Linked DNA regions of Homo sapiens: region 2 is linked to region 1. The links are chromatin loops, found by intact Hi-C in ENCODE. Cell type or tissue: B cell. All regions are shown on one strand. Each heading gives the region's core, and the rest is flanking DNA. Links, peaks and the distances in the headings are about the cores only. Region 1 holds the start of TLR9 (toll like receptor 9). Region 2 holds the start of POC1A (POC1 centriolar protein A).

The links. Hi-C counts contacts between places; a loop is a spot of excess contacts. Peaks named below come from ENCODE experiments on the same cell type or tissue, not always from the same donor. Only the 100,000 strongest peaks of a DNase experiment are listed, where the experiment ranks them.
Region 2: a loop joins it to region 1, with 9 times the contacts of the local background. A loop is called at or near these places in 24 of 110 quality-filtered maps.

Annotation. Positions count from the first base shown.
Region 1 is chr3:52,223,033-52,229,200 of GRCh38, forward strand. It overlaps TLR9 (toll like receptor 9), which reads right to left and starts at 2,613. Exons shown (of 2, transcript NM_017442.4): 1 at 2,495-2,613; 2 at 1-1,280. The coding sequence starts at 2,497. It overlaps TWF2 (twinfilin actin binding protein 2), which reads right to left. Exons shown (of 9, transcript NM_007284.4): 9 at 5,580-6,168. The coding sequence ends at 6,002. RefSeq lists enhancers at 2,393-2,492, 2,745-3,246, 3,003-3,092, 3,247-3,746. In B cell, for the core only: no CTCF peak of the experiment used is centred there; DNase peaks (open chromatin) are centred at 1,689, 1,909, 2,689 and 3,559; H3K4me3 peaks cover 2,775 bases; H3K27ac peaks cover 4,076 bases.
Region 2 is chr3:52,151,189-52,157,356 of GRCh38, forward strand. POC1A (POC1 centriolar protein A) reads right to left here and starts at 3,235. Exons shown (of 11, transcript NM_015426.5): 1 at 3,167-3,235. The coding sequence starts at 3,184. RefSeq lists enhancers at 2,628-3,605, 3,606-4,582. In B cell, for the core only: a CTCF peak has its summit at 3,122; DNase peaks (open chromatin) are centred at 3,293 and 3,563; H3K4me3 peaks cover 1,610 bases; H3K27ac peaks cover 1,324 bases.

The sequences.
Region 1 (6,168 bases), core at 370-5,369:
CTGATGCGGTTGTCCGACAGGTCCACGTAGCGCAGGCCAGGGAAGGCCCTGAAGATGCCGAGCTGGGCCTGGTTGATGAAGTTCATCTGCAGACGCAGAGTCTGGAGCATGGGCAGGCGGGCCAGTGGCCGGAGCGTGGTCTCATCGAGTGAGCGGAAGAAGATGCCGTGCATGTCCAGCTCCTTCAGGGCGACCAGGCTCCCGAAGGAAGGGGCCAGAGACAGGTGGGCAAAGGACACCCTCTTTTGGTAATTGAAGGACAGGTTAAGCTTGCGCAGCTGTGTTAGGCCCTGGAAGGCCTTGGTTTTAGTGATGCATTTGTAGAGGAAGTTCTCACTCAGGTCCAGCACTCGGAGGTTTCCCAGCCCACGGAACCAACTGGCATTCAGCCAGGAGAGAGAACTGTCCTTCAACACCAGGCCTTCAAGACGGCTCAGGTGGCTGAAGGTATCGGGATGTAGCTGGGGGAAGTGACGAGGGCACTCCATGCAGGGGTTGGGAGCGTGGTCGCAGCGGCGGCAATTTCCGCCCACATCGAGCACACGCAGGGCGGTCAGATTGGCCAGGTCCTCAGGCGCCAGTTTGACGATGCGGTTGTAGGACAACAGCAGATACTCCAGGCTGGAAGGCAGGTTGCGGGGCACCACAGTGAGGTTGTTGTACTTGAGTGACAGGTGGGTGAGGTTGCCCAGGCCAAGGAGGGCACCCGGGGCCACCTCCAGTGCCTGCCTGCAGGGGTTCTTGTAATAACAGTTGCCGTCCATGAATAGGAAGCGCAGGGCATGCAGGCCGGCGAGGCTGGCAGAGTCTAGCATCAGGATGTTGGTATGGCTGAGGGACAGGGATATGAGGGATTTGGGCAGCGCAGGCACAGTCATGATGTTGTTGTAGCTCAGGTTTAGCTCTTCCAGGGTGGGCACAGCCAAGAAGGTGCTGGGCTCGATGGTCATGTGGCAGGGGAAGTGCATGGGGCTGAGGCCAACCGGCGGGCAGTTCCACTTGAGGTTGAGATGCCGCAGGCTGGGCAGGTGGGCAAAGTCAGAATCATGGAGGTGGTGGATGCGGTTGGAGGACAAGGAAAGGCTGGTGACATTGCCACGGGGTGCTGCCATGGAGAAGTGGGGCACAGACTTCAGGAACAGCCAGTTGCAGTTCACCAGGCCGTGGGGCTGGAGCTCACAGGGTAGGAAGGCAGGCAAGGTACCCAGGGCCAGGGTCATGGCCAGCATGATGGCCTGCACCAGGAGAGACAGCGGGTGCAGGGCGCTGCGGCAGAAACCCTGTGGGGGTGGGAGGGCTGTGTGAGTGGCCGGCCCCCAGCTCTACCTCCACCCACTCCACTTCATGGGCATCTTCTAGCATCTTCCAACCCCTCTCTCCAAGCCCTACCTGCAGAAGTTCTTCCTGGCTGCCAAGCCCCATTCCCATCCCCCATGGCTTGTGGGGAACCTGAACTCAGTCTCAGACCCAGTCTTGGACTCAGAATTAGGCTTCAGAACCAGGACTGAGACCTAGAATCCAGACTTATGATCTACAGCTTTCACTTAACCAATCCCTGGCTATACCAGGCCAGGCAAGGTGGCCCACGGCCCCCCCTGGTCTCTCCCCGACTTTCCCTTCCTGCTCCTGAGCAAGGTGGCAGCTGGCTCCCTCCCCTCCAGCTGCCCTGAAATCCGCTCTCTGCCCTCCACCAGCCACCCCACAACCCCTTCCTTTTCCTTCGGCCAAGATTCAGGCAGGTGTGAGAGTCTCCCACTATGGCCCAGGCCGGCTGCCTCCCAGGGACCCTGGCCAGAGGGCACTGCACAGCTCCATCACTCTCTGCCTGCCTCACCTAGCCCGAGAGCCTTTGCCTTATGGGTCAGAACAGATGGAGAGAGGGGTGGCCTGCAAAGTGCCAGACAGAGCCAGCCCCAAGCTACAGGCCCAGTGAGACCCAAACCCAGGCTCCAGCCCCAGCTCCATCAGTGCCTCAGTCTCCTCGTCCCCTCTGGGGGTTTGGGTCTCATTGCTCAGAAGAGGGCTTCAGTGGCTGGGCACGGTGGCTCACACCTGTAATCCCAGCAGTTTGGGAAGCCGAAGTGGGCAGATCACCTGAGGTCTGGAGTTCAAGACCAGCCTGACCAACATGGAGAAACCCTGGCTCTACTAAAAATACAAAATTAGCCAGGCATGGTGGCGCAAGCCATAATCCCAGCTACTTGGGAGGCTGAGGCAGGAGAATCACTTGAACCCGGGAGGTGGAGATTGCAGTGAGCTGAGATCAAGCCACTGCACTCCAGCCTGGGCAACAAGAGCGAAACTCCGTCTCAAAAAAAAAAAAAAAGAAAAAAGAAGAGGGCTTCGGCTCTGAAGTCTTCAGGATTCAGTGAGTGTCCCCAGGGCCATGTGGGTGACAACCCGTCACTGTTGCTTGCAGCTGCCAAGCCCACTTCTTTCCCCACCCCTTCCCAGGATATCCCCTTCCCCAGGGGACTGAGAGCTGTTGTCCTACCATGCTGGGGGGCAGGGGCTTCTCCAGAGGGTCTGGCGGGCAGACTGGACAGCAGCTACAGGGAAGGATGCTTCACACTCGAGGTCCCTTCCCACAGGGGCAGCAGCGGCTCAGAGAATAGAGGAAGTAAGATTTTTATACCAGCCTAGTAGCTCCCCCTCCACTCCACCCTGCCCCCAGTGAGGAGGACAGGGTCCCATGAGTCAAAGGCCATTTGCATAGTCAAATGGCAGACAGCTCCTTCACCCCTTCCTCTTTCCACTCCCCTCTCAGACAGCCTACATCCCATGAGGGCCTCACACCTGTCCTCTACCAAGCCCAGGGAGGAGCTAAGGCCCAGAGCTCAGGCAGAGAGCAGGGAGAGATGGGAATTCTGGATAGCACCAGTAGCGGGTACACCTTGCTGGGCACTCCCCATTCTAAGAGGACACTTCCACCCTCAGGTCTTGGCTCCTGCACCACAGCTGGTGCCCTCAGGACAGCGGCTGCCGACTTGTCCTTTTCTGCCCTTGTAGGCACCATCTCCAGAGTTCTGCAGGGCCTCATGCGTGGAGGGCCAGGGTGTAGCTTGAGCAGGAGGCTAGGCTGCACCTGCCTTCACCACAGCCTTGCAACATCTTCCGGAAACAAGACCTCCTCCTCCACATTCCCAGAGCCCCTGGGGCCCCATCAGAGCACACACCACGTCACTCCAGATGGGGCTCCTAGAGGCCAGGTGTGTGCTGGCCCAGCAGGGCCGCCAGCCAGTCCTCCCCATCAGTTCTTCCCACTCTCCTTCTGATCTAGGTGAGGAGACTCAGATTCCTCGGGCCCAAAGCCTTGGGTGACCCCGGGCCCCTCAGCAAGTTCTGCTGGGTCCACCATGCTGAAGGGTGTGCCCACAGCCCACCGTCCCCATGTCCACCAGCCCCCATCCTCTCTCCTAGACCCATGCAGGTGCCACCTCCCTTCTGGCTGTCCTGCCCTGCTCTCTGCCCTCCAGGGGCTGGTCACATTCAGCCCCTAGAGGGAACTGTTCAAACCTAAGTCACACTAGGTCCCTCCTCTGCTCAGACCCCTCCCTGGCTGACTCTGGAGTCAAAGCCACAGTCCACAGATGGCCAACAAGGCCCTATGGGACCTGCCACCCGCTGTTCCCCTGAGTGCTCTCCAGGCCCACTGGCCTGCTTGCAGTTGACTGTGTAGCCCCTGGGCATTCTCCTGCCTCAGGGCCTTGGGATGTGCTGTTCCCTCTGCCTGAAAACTCCCCCAAGTCTCATATGACCCCTCCTTTGCCTCCATTATGTCTCTGCTCCCATGTCACCCTCTCAACAGGGCCATCCAGCCTTCTTACAAACCTCCCACCCCAGATCTGGCACTCCTGAGCTCCTTTGCCTGGTCTATGTTTCTCTTTGTCCTAACATTTTTTAACTGCTAGCACACCGGATCATTGATCTTTCATGGTTTATTGTATATCGTCTTATTCCCCTGCTGGAATGTCAGCTTCTTAAGGGCAGTGATCTTTTATCTGCATCCCCAGGATCCAGTACAGTGCCCAGCACATAGTAAGTGCTTGATATCTGCTGAATTATGTACACCCAGCAGTCAGCTCTGGGCAGGCACAGAGAGGGTATTTCTGAGTGAAGGCTGAATGAATGAATTAATGAATTGTTGCTGCTGGGAGGAGGCAAGGCTGCACATCTGCCAGCCTGCTCCCCCCAGGCCCACTCTGGGTGGTATCATGGCAGGCAGGCTCCATAGTGCCAGGCATCTGGCTGGCTCAGCAGCAGGGGGCGATGGCATCGTCTTCCTGCCCACCTGGGAGCCAATGTTTCGGCTGGGCAAGGACAAGCCTCCTCTGGGTCTTAGCTAGTCTGGCTCTCCTCTCTACAATTCTAGGGGCTTGAGCAGGGGCTCAGAAAGGCGCCAGGGATAGAATGTTGCCCTGAGCCAGGAAGGAGAGCAGTGCCCACTCAGTAGCTGGGCTGCAGGCATCAACCCCATGCTTCCACTCCTGCCTGCCTGGGGTGGAAGGCACCTGCATTCATTCCCTCCATCCACCTCTCAGAGGGATACACCAAAGCTCGGGCTCCTGTGGAGCCCCAAGCCTGAGACTTTCCCAGAGTCCCTTGGACCAGGGACCCAGACCCCCATACCCAGCAGTGGCCCTGCCTTCTTTGGAGGCAGAAAACCAGAGAGGCCAGTAAGCTGACAGAGGGGTCTGCACACACAGGTACAGACCCACGCACATGGACACACTCAGCTTGGAGACACCGATATCGATGTCCACAGAAAAACTTGTCCTGGCCTCAGCCCAGGGAGGCTGGGAAGCCTTCGAGGAGGAGCCCTTATCCCATGTGGGAGGCTGCATAAAGTCCCTCTCAGAGATCCTTGTCCTAATTCCCCAAACCTGCAAACACGTGACCCCAACACCCCACAGTGTGGCAAAAACGACTTCGCAGATGTGATTAAGTTACCCATCTTGACAGGGGTAGGTGGTGGGGGCAGGGAGGGTGAATGCAATTACAATGTCCCTTATGAAATGGAGACAGAGGGAGATTCGACTACAAAAGGCCATGGGAGCCCAGAGGCTGAGGAAAGCAGAATCAGAGATGTCACCTCTGGCTTTGAAGGTGGAGGAAGGGGCCCCAAGCCAAGGAATACAGCCAGAAAAGGCCAGGAGATGGGTTCTTCTGAGGGGCCCAGACACAGCCAGCCCTGCCAACACCTCAACTTTGGCCCTGTGAGACCCATCTCAGTCTTCCAGCCTCCAGAACTGTAAGAGAATACATTTGAGTTTCTTCGAAGCCACTAAGTTGGTGGTAATTTGTTACGGCAGCCTCAGCAAATGACCATATGCAGATCCCTCATGTCACAGTGGAGGCGCGCCTGCCTCTCCAGCAGGGCTCCTGTTGACTGGGAGACCCGCGTGAGGCTGCACGCCCACTCACAGGCACAGCCTCTCCCACACACCTGGAGGTGGAGTGCTGGGGCTCCACCTCGCAGGCCGGCACTCCCCTCTCCCCTGTTGGGAAAGGACAGTTATATGCACAAGACTGCCCAATTCCCAGGGCCAGAGGCGGTCTCTCAGGGCCAAGCACAAGTCTTGATTTAAAAATATTTTATTCTTTAGAAAATACAGCATTCAACCATCCCAAACTGCAGTGACCCCTGCCCCAGCCCTGACTGACCCCACTTCTTGTGGCCAAAGGTTTCTGGGCTGTGCTGGGACCCTAGTCTCAGCTCCCCGGGAGGCCAGGTTCATGCCAGGCCCCTGACCCAGCCCCCTTAAGCCAGCCAGGCAGGGTCCCCGGACACCCTGGGCACACAGACGAGATGCAGGGACAGCAACAGGGAAGGGTCACAAAATGCCAGCCCGGTGGCCCTCGGACGCTGCAAGTGCGTTCAGCTGCCAGCCCTCCTGACCTCCCAGAAACACTTTCCTGGAGCCCAGGAAGGAGGATGGTGGCAGGGAGCGGAAGGTGGGCAGCCCCACAGTCCACACGTGGCCGGCCCTGCTCCAGCCTCCTAGCTGTCATCCCCATTTTCACCCGGGCCGCGGATGAGGCGCTTATGGCCCCGCTTGCCCCCTGGGCCCTTGGGCTTGGCGAAGGCCTGCTTGAAGGCGTGTTGCTTGGGGTGCACCTCGTCGTAGAGGAACTCTGCCGTCAGCTCTGCCCCATCGCCAATCTCAA
Region 2 (6,168 bases), core at 628-5,627, 72 kb before region 1:
GTAGGGTTAAAAATGCTCAAGGCATGATCTTATATAAAGAAAATCCTAAGGAATCCACTTAGGATTAGTTTTTACTAGGAATAGTTTTTACTATTTGAATTAATACATCAACTGTGGAAATGCTTCAACAAAAACAAAAAACAAATGAGTTCAGCAAAGTTGCAAGATACAAAATCAAGACACAAAAATCAATTGTCTTTCTGTACACTAGCAATGAATAATCCAAAAAATAAAACTATTTATGATACATAAAAAAAATAGCAATATTTTAAATTAGCCGGGCATGGTGGCAGGCGCCTATAATCCCAGTTACTCAGGAGGCTGACGCAGGAGAATGGTGTGAACCCAGGAGGCGGAGCTTGCAGTGAGCAGAGATTGTGCCACTGCACTCCAGCCTGGGTGACAGAGCGAGACTCCGTCTCAAAAAAAAAAAAAAAAAAAGGAATAATTTAACAAAAGAAGTGCAGGACTTGTACAGTAAAGACGACAAAACATCACTAAGAGAAATGAAAGAAGACTTAAAAAATGGAAAGACATTCCACATTCATGAACAGGAAGACTTACTATTGTTAAGATACAATACTACGATACTCCTCAGATTGATCTACCGATTCCACATAATTCCTATCAAAATCCCAGGTGTCTTTTTTGCAGAAACTGACAAGCTGCTCCCAAGATTCACATGAAAATGCAAGACACCCAGAAAAAAAAAAAAATCTTTAAAAACAAACAAACAAACGAACAAACAAAAAACACAGATACTATAGAAAGTAATTTGGCAGTTCCTCAAAAAGTTAAACATAGGTCAGGTGAAGTGGCTCACACCTGTAATCCCCACATTTTGGGAGGCTGAGGCAGGAGGATCACTTTAAGCCAGGGGTTCAAGACCAACCTGGGCAACACAGCAAGACCCTGACCCTACAAAAAAATTAAAGAATTAGCCACACGTAGTGGCTCATGCCTGTATTCTCAGCTACTCAGGAGGGTGAGGTGGGAGGACTGCTTGAGCACAGGAGTTCAAGGTTGCAGTGAGCTGTGATCACATCACTGCACTCCAGCCTGGGCAACAGAGCAAGACCCTGACTAAAAAAAAGTAGTTAGCCGGGCACAGTGGCTCACGCCTGTAATCCCAGCACTTTAGGAGGCCAAGGCGGGCAGATTACCTGAGGTCAAGAGTTCAAGATCAGCCTGGCCAACATGGTGAAAACCCCTCTCTACTAAAAATACAAAAATTAGCTAGGCGTGGTGGTGGGCGCCTATAGTCCCAGCTATTTGGGAGGCTAAGGCAGGAGAATCGCTTGAACCCAGGAGGAGGAGGTTGTAGTGAGCCGAGATTGCACCAGTGCACTCCAGCCTGGACGACAGAGTGAGACTCCTAATCAAAAAATAAATAAATAAAATAAATATAAATAAATAAAATAAAAAATAAAGTAGTTAAACGTGGTTAGCAAATGACCCAGCAATTCTAGGTAAATACCCCAAAGAGTTGAAAACATGGTTTACACAAAAACTTGTACACAAATGTTCAGAGCAGCATTTTCCTTAATAGCCAACAAGTGATTGAACCCAAATGATCCATCAACACATGACTGAATAAACCAAATGTAGCATATTCATACAACAGAATATTATTCAGCCATAAAACCGACTGAAGTGCTGATGCTTGCTGCAACATGGATGAACCTTGAAAACATGCTAAGTGAAAGAAGTCAAACACCAAAGGCCACATTTTGTCTGATTCCATTCATATGAAAAGTTCAGAATAGTCAAATCTATAGAGACAGAAAGTATTAATATATTAGTTTGCCAAGGGTTGGGAGAAAATGGGGAAAGAGAAGAAATGGTATGACTGTTATTGAGTATGGAGTTTCTTTTTGGGATGATGAAAATATTCTGGAATTAGTGATTACAGTTGCACAACACTGTGAATGTACTAAAAACTACTGAAATGTACACTTTAAAAGGTGAATTCTGTGGTGTATGAATAACTTAATAAAGTTAAAACACCAGAGAGAATACTCCGGAGACTCTCTCCATCCAATAGCAGCTTGTGTCTTAACACTTGAAGGGTTATAATTCAGCCATCCAAACATCTCCCCCTACTCTAAGTATCAGAAACCTCAAAGAAGCATTTTGGGTGCTCCAGGAAGCCCAAAGGCTCCTCCTGGGAAAGGATGTCCTTGGGGCACAGCAAAGCCACTGCCACCCTACAGAGCAGTAACCAGAACAAAGGCCCTATGGCCTTGTGCCCAGCTCCACCCCTAACGCACCTGTCAGAGTCTCCTTTCAACAACAGAGGGAGGAGCAGCTGGGGGAGGGTCCCCAACAGAGCCTTCTGCTCTCACCTAAGCTTCTTGAAAGAACATGCGTAAGAGAGTGTCCGCCCCTAGGCTCAGTGGGCAGAGGCAAGTTCAGGTCCACCCCTGACCAGTAGGTCCCATGGTATCTCTCAACACCGCCTCCCCTCTGTAGTTCCCTGCATGTGGGCCTCATCTCCCTCAACAGTGGTTTATACATGAGGGGACAGGAAGGGAGGTAGAGTACCAGATTAGGAGTCAAAAGGTCTGTATCCTAGCCTGGAATCTCCGTCCATGTCCTCAAGTGCCTCAGGGCATCACAGGCTACCACCCAGCCTCCCTGACTCTCCAATCAGCCAGAGGGCCTTGCCCGTTCAAAGGAATCTCTCGAAATGAGGACTTCTGGAGGAATGTGAACTCAGAGAGGGCGGCTCCGCCCCGCTCACACTGCAGGCCCGGGCATCCCAGCGTCCTGCTGTACCTACCTGCTGGAGCAGGGTGTACCCTCAACAAGACCCCACGCAGCCACCCACTGCTAAGGACGTGGAGAATGGCTAGAGAGGCCCGATACCGGCCCCAGGTCACACATGAGTCGGGACTTGGTCGTGTGTCCCTCGCTAGGATGCAAACTATGGAGGCAGAGGCCTGTTTGTTCGCTCCAGAAACCCAGCGCAGGGCCTGGCACGCAGGAGGCGCTCAGAAAGTGCCCGACCCAGCGCCCCCTGCGCAGACAGTAAACTGGACCTGAAGAGGACCACCCTGGAACCTGGCGCCCCGCCCGCCCCTCGCAGCCATCGCTCTGGCCATTAGGCGCCCAGTGTCCCAGCGGGGAGACTGAGGCCTGGGGAGTTGCTCTCGGCTGGGCTTACCGCGCAGGGCGCAGCCATGGCGGGGCTGGCGGCGCCGAAGGCAGCTGCGGTGGCCGTTGCGGCCCGTTCAGTTTCCGCGCCCCCAACGGCCACCAATAGCAACGCGGGCCGCGTCGGCACGCCCCGCCCACCGCAATTAAAGGAGAAGCGCCTCAGCTTTTTGCCCGACGACTGGAAGCAGAGCTGTATGACCGGCGGCCGGCGCCACGGTCTCCGTGCCCAGTTCCCCAAGCCCAGACAACCCACAGACAGCGCAGCCAAAAGCCTCTGTCCGCCGCCACTCGTTCCGCCTGAGAAATTAAAAGACCCAGGATGAAGGGTTCACCCCACCAGCCCGTCGTCCGGCTACTCTAACGGCGAGCGCAGCCTCCTGGGAAATGCAGTTCCAAGCCGCCCACGCCCCTATGTCTGGAGGAAGGTGGAGCTACACTTCCCAACATGAGATTGCACCATTGCATTCCAGCCTGGGCAACAAGAGGGCGGGCCGGGTTTTACCACCCGAAGCGACGGCCTTAAGGATCCCGGAAGCGGAGGACACGTGGGTTGCTGTAACCAGATTGCGTTAAAGCACCCGCGCGCGCCGGCGCAGCCAGATTTTCCCCGCAGGAACCTATTGAGAGCTGAGTATTCGCCCCTCGGGAACTCTCAGTGGTTCGCCGTCCGAACGTTCTTAAGACAAGTGTCGATTTAAAATAACATGAGTTACTCGGAATCACAATCATGGAGTGGAGAGATCAAGGTTCGATTCTCAGTTCTCGCCCTGATTGGCTGTGTGATCTCAGGAAAAACGCCTCTGCTCTGTGCCCCGGTTTCCCCATTTGTAACACGAGGGAGTGTGGTGCAGCCCGGCCCTGTCAGGATCCTTAAGGCCTCAGAAGCTGTTAGAAACCCAGTCTTTAAAAGAAGGAGAGGCCGGGCTCAGTGGCTCACGCCTGTAATCTCAGCACTTTGCCACTTTGGGAGGCCGAGGTGGGTGGATCACCTGAGGTCAGGAGTATGAGACCAGCCTGGCCAACATGGTGAAACCCCATGTCTACTAAAAATACAAAAATTAGCCGGGCGTGGTGGCACGCGCCTGTAAACCCAGCTACTCGGGAGGCTGAGGGAGGAGAATTGTTCGAACTCCGGAGGCAGAGATTGCAGTGAGCCTAGATGTTGCCGCTGCACTCCAGCCTGGGCAACAGAGGGAGACTCCGTCTCAAAAAATATATATATATATAAAATAAAATTTGAAGGCCACCAGCAACCATCTGAATAGACTCCCTGCTTGGCCAGGGCACTCAAATTTAACCTGAAAGAGTGGTTCAGGCCATGATGGGAAGTGGGGGTTGGACATGCCTCATTATACCCTCCAGCATTAACATCAACAAAAACCTTAAGTCTGATAAGAAACATTTACGATCTATTTTCTCTGAAACCTGCTACCTGGAGGCTTCATCTGCATGGTAAAACCTTGGTCTCCATAACCCCTTATCTTAACCGAGATATCCCTTTCTACTGATAATAATTATTTCAACCAATTGCCAATCAGAATATGTTTAAATCTACCAATGACCTGGAAGTTTCCCACTTCGAGTTGTCTTGTCCTTCCAGATCAAACCAATGTAAATCTTACATGTATTGATTGATGTATTTTGTCTCCCTAAAATGTATAAAACCATGCTGTGCCCAGGCCACTTGGGCACATGTTGTCAGGACCTCCTGAGGCTGTGTCATGGGTGTGTCCTTAACCTTAGCAAAATAAATTTTCTAAGTTGACTGAGACCTGTCTCAGGTATTTCGGGTTGACAGTTTGGCAACCACGAAAGGATTCTGAGTGGAGGTGCCCCTGACCTTTGACAGATCTCCTATCGGTGCTTGGTACCAGCTTGAGCTATCTTTATGGCTCAAATCTACAGGACAATTTGCTAAGGCCTGGGAGCCCCCCTCCACAAAATTCCTGATCTTCCCAAATTTGGTTAACATCTAAAGTTTATTTTACTGTACAACTCCTTTTTCTGGAGTTTTACTTGTTTCCAACAAGGAAGGCAGGTTTTCCTGCTTCCCTGACGATGGAAGGCAGGTAACTCCTTTCTGGAGTTTGAGCTCGCTTCCAACAGAGAAGGAAAGTTTGAGTTTTCCCTACTTCTGGGATGGTAGAGAGCAGTCTTTAGCCTAAGACCTGTTCTTAGGTAAGTAGCCGAATTGGGGATTTTCTTGGCTGAAGTTAAGGTTAACAACCAGCTGGTCTTAATTTTCCTTACCATTAGAGTGCTCAGTAATCATATAAATTGTACGATCAAGCCCGGCATGGTGGCTCACGCCTGTAATCCCAGCACTTTGGGAAGCCAAGGCGGGTGGATCACGAGGTCAGGACATCGCAGACCATCCTGGCTAACACGGTGAAACCCCGTCTCTACTAAAAATACAAAAAATTACAGGGCGTGGTGGCTGGCGCCTGTAGTCCCAGCTACTCGGGAGGCTGAGGCAGGAGAATGGCATGAACCCGGGAGGCGGAGCTTGCAGTGAGCCTAGATCAAGCCCCTGCACTCCAGCCTGGGCGACAGGGCGAGACTCCGTCTCAAAAAAAAATAAAATAAATAAAATAAATAAACAAATTGTGCGATCACTTTTTTTTTTTTTGCTTAACTGTTTTTTGTTGTTGTTTGTTTCTGTTTTTGTTGTTTCATTCTTTTTCCCATTGAGGTTGATGAATTATATCTGACTTGATCAAATCTGAAGGAAAGTTCCAAAGTTTGGGGAACAAGGCCTCTGAATTGGCTAAATTCCCACAACAGAAAAAGAAAAAAGCCTGGGCAAGGTGGCTCACGCCTGTAATTCCAACACTTTGGGAGGCCGAGTTGGGTGGATCACCTGAGGTCAGAAGTTCGAGACCAGCCTGGCCAACATGGTGAAACCCCATCTCTACTAAAAATACAAAATTAGCTGGGCATGGTGGTGGGCATCTGTAATCCCAGCTACTCAGGAGGCTGAGGCAGGAGAATCACTCAGAACCCGGGAGG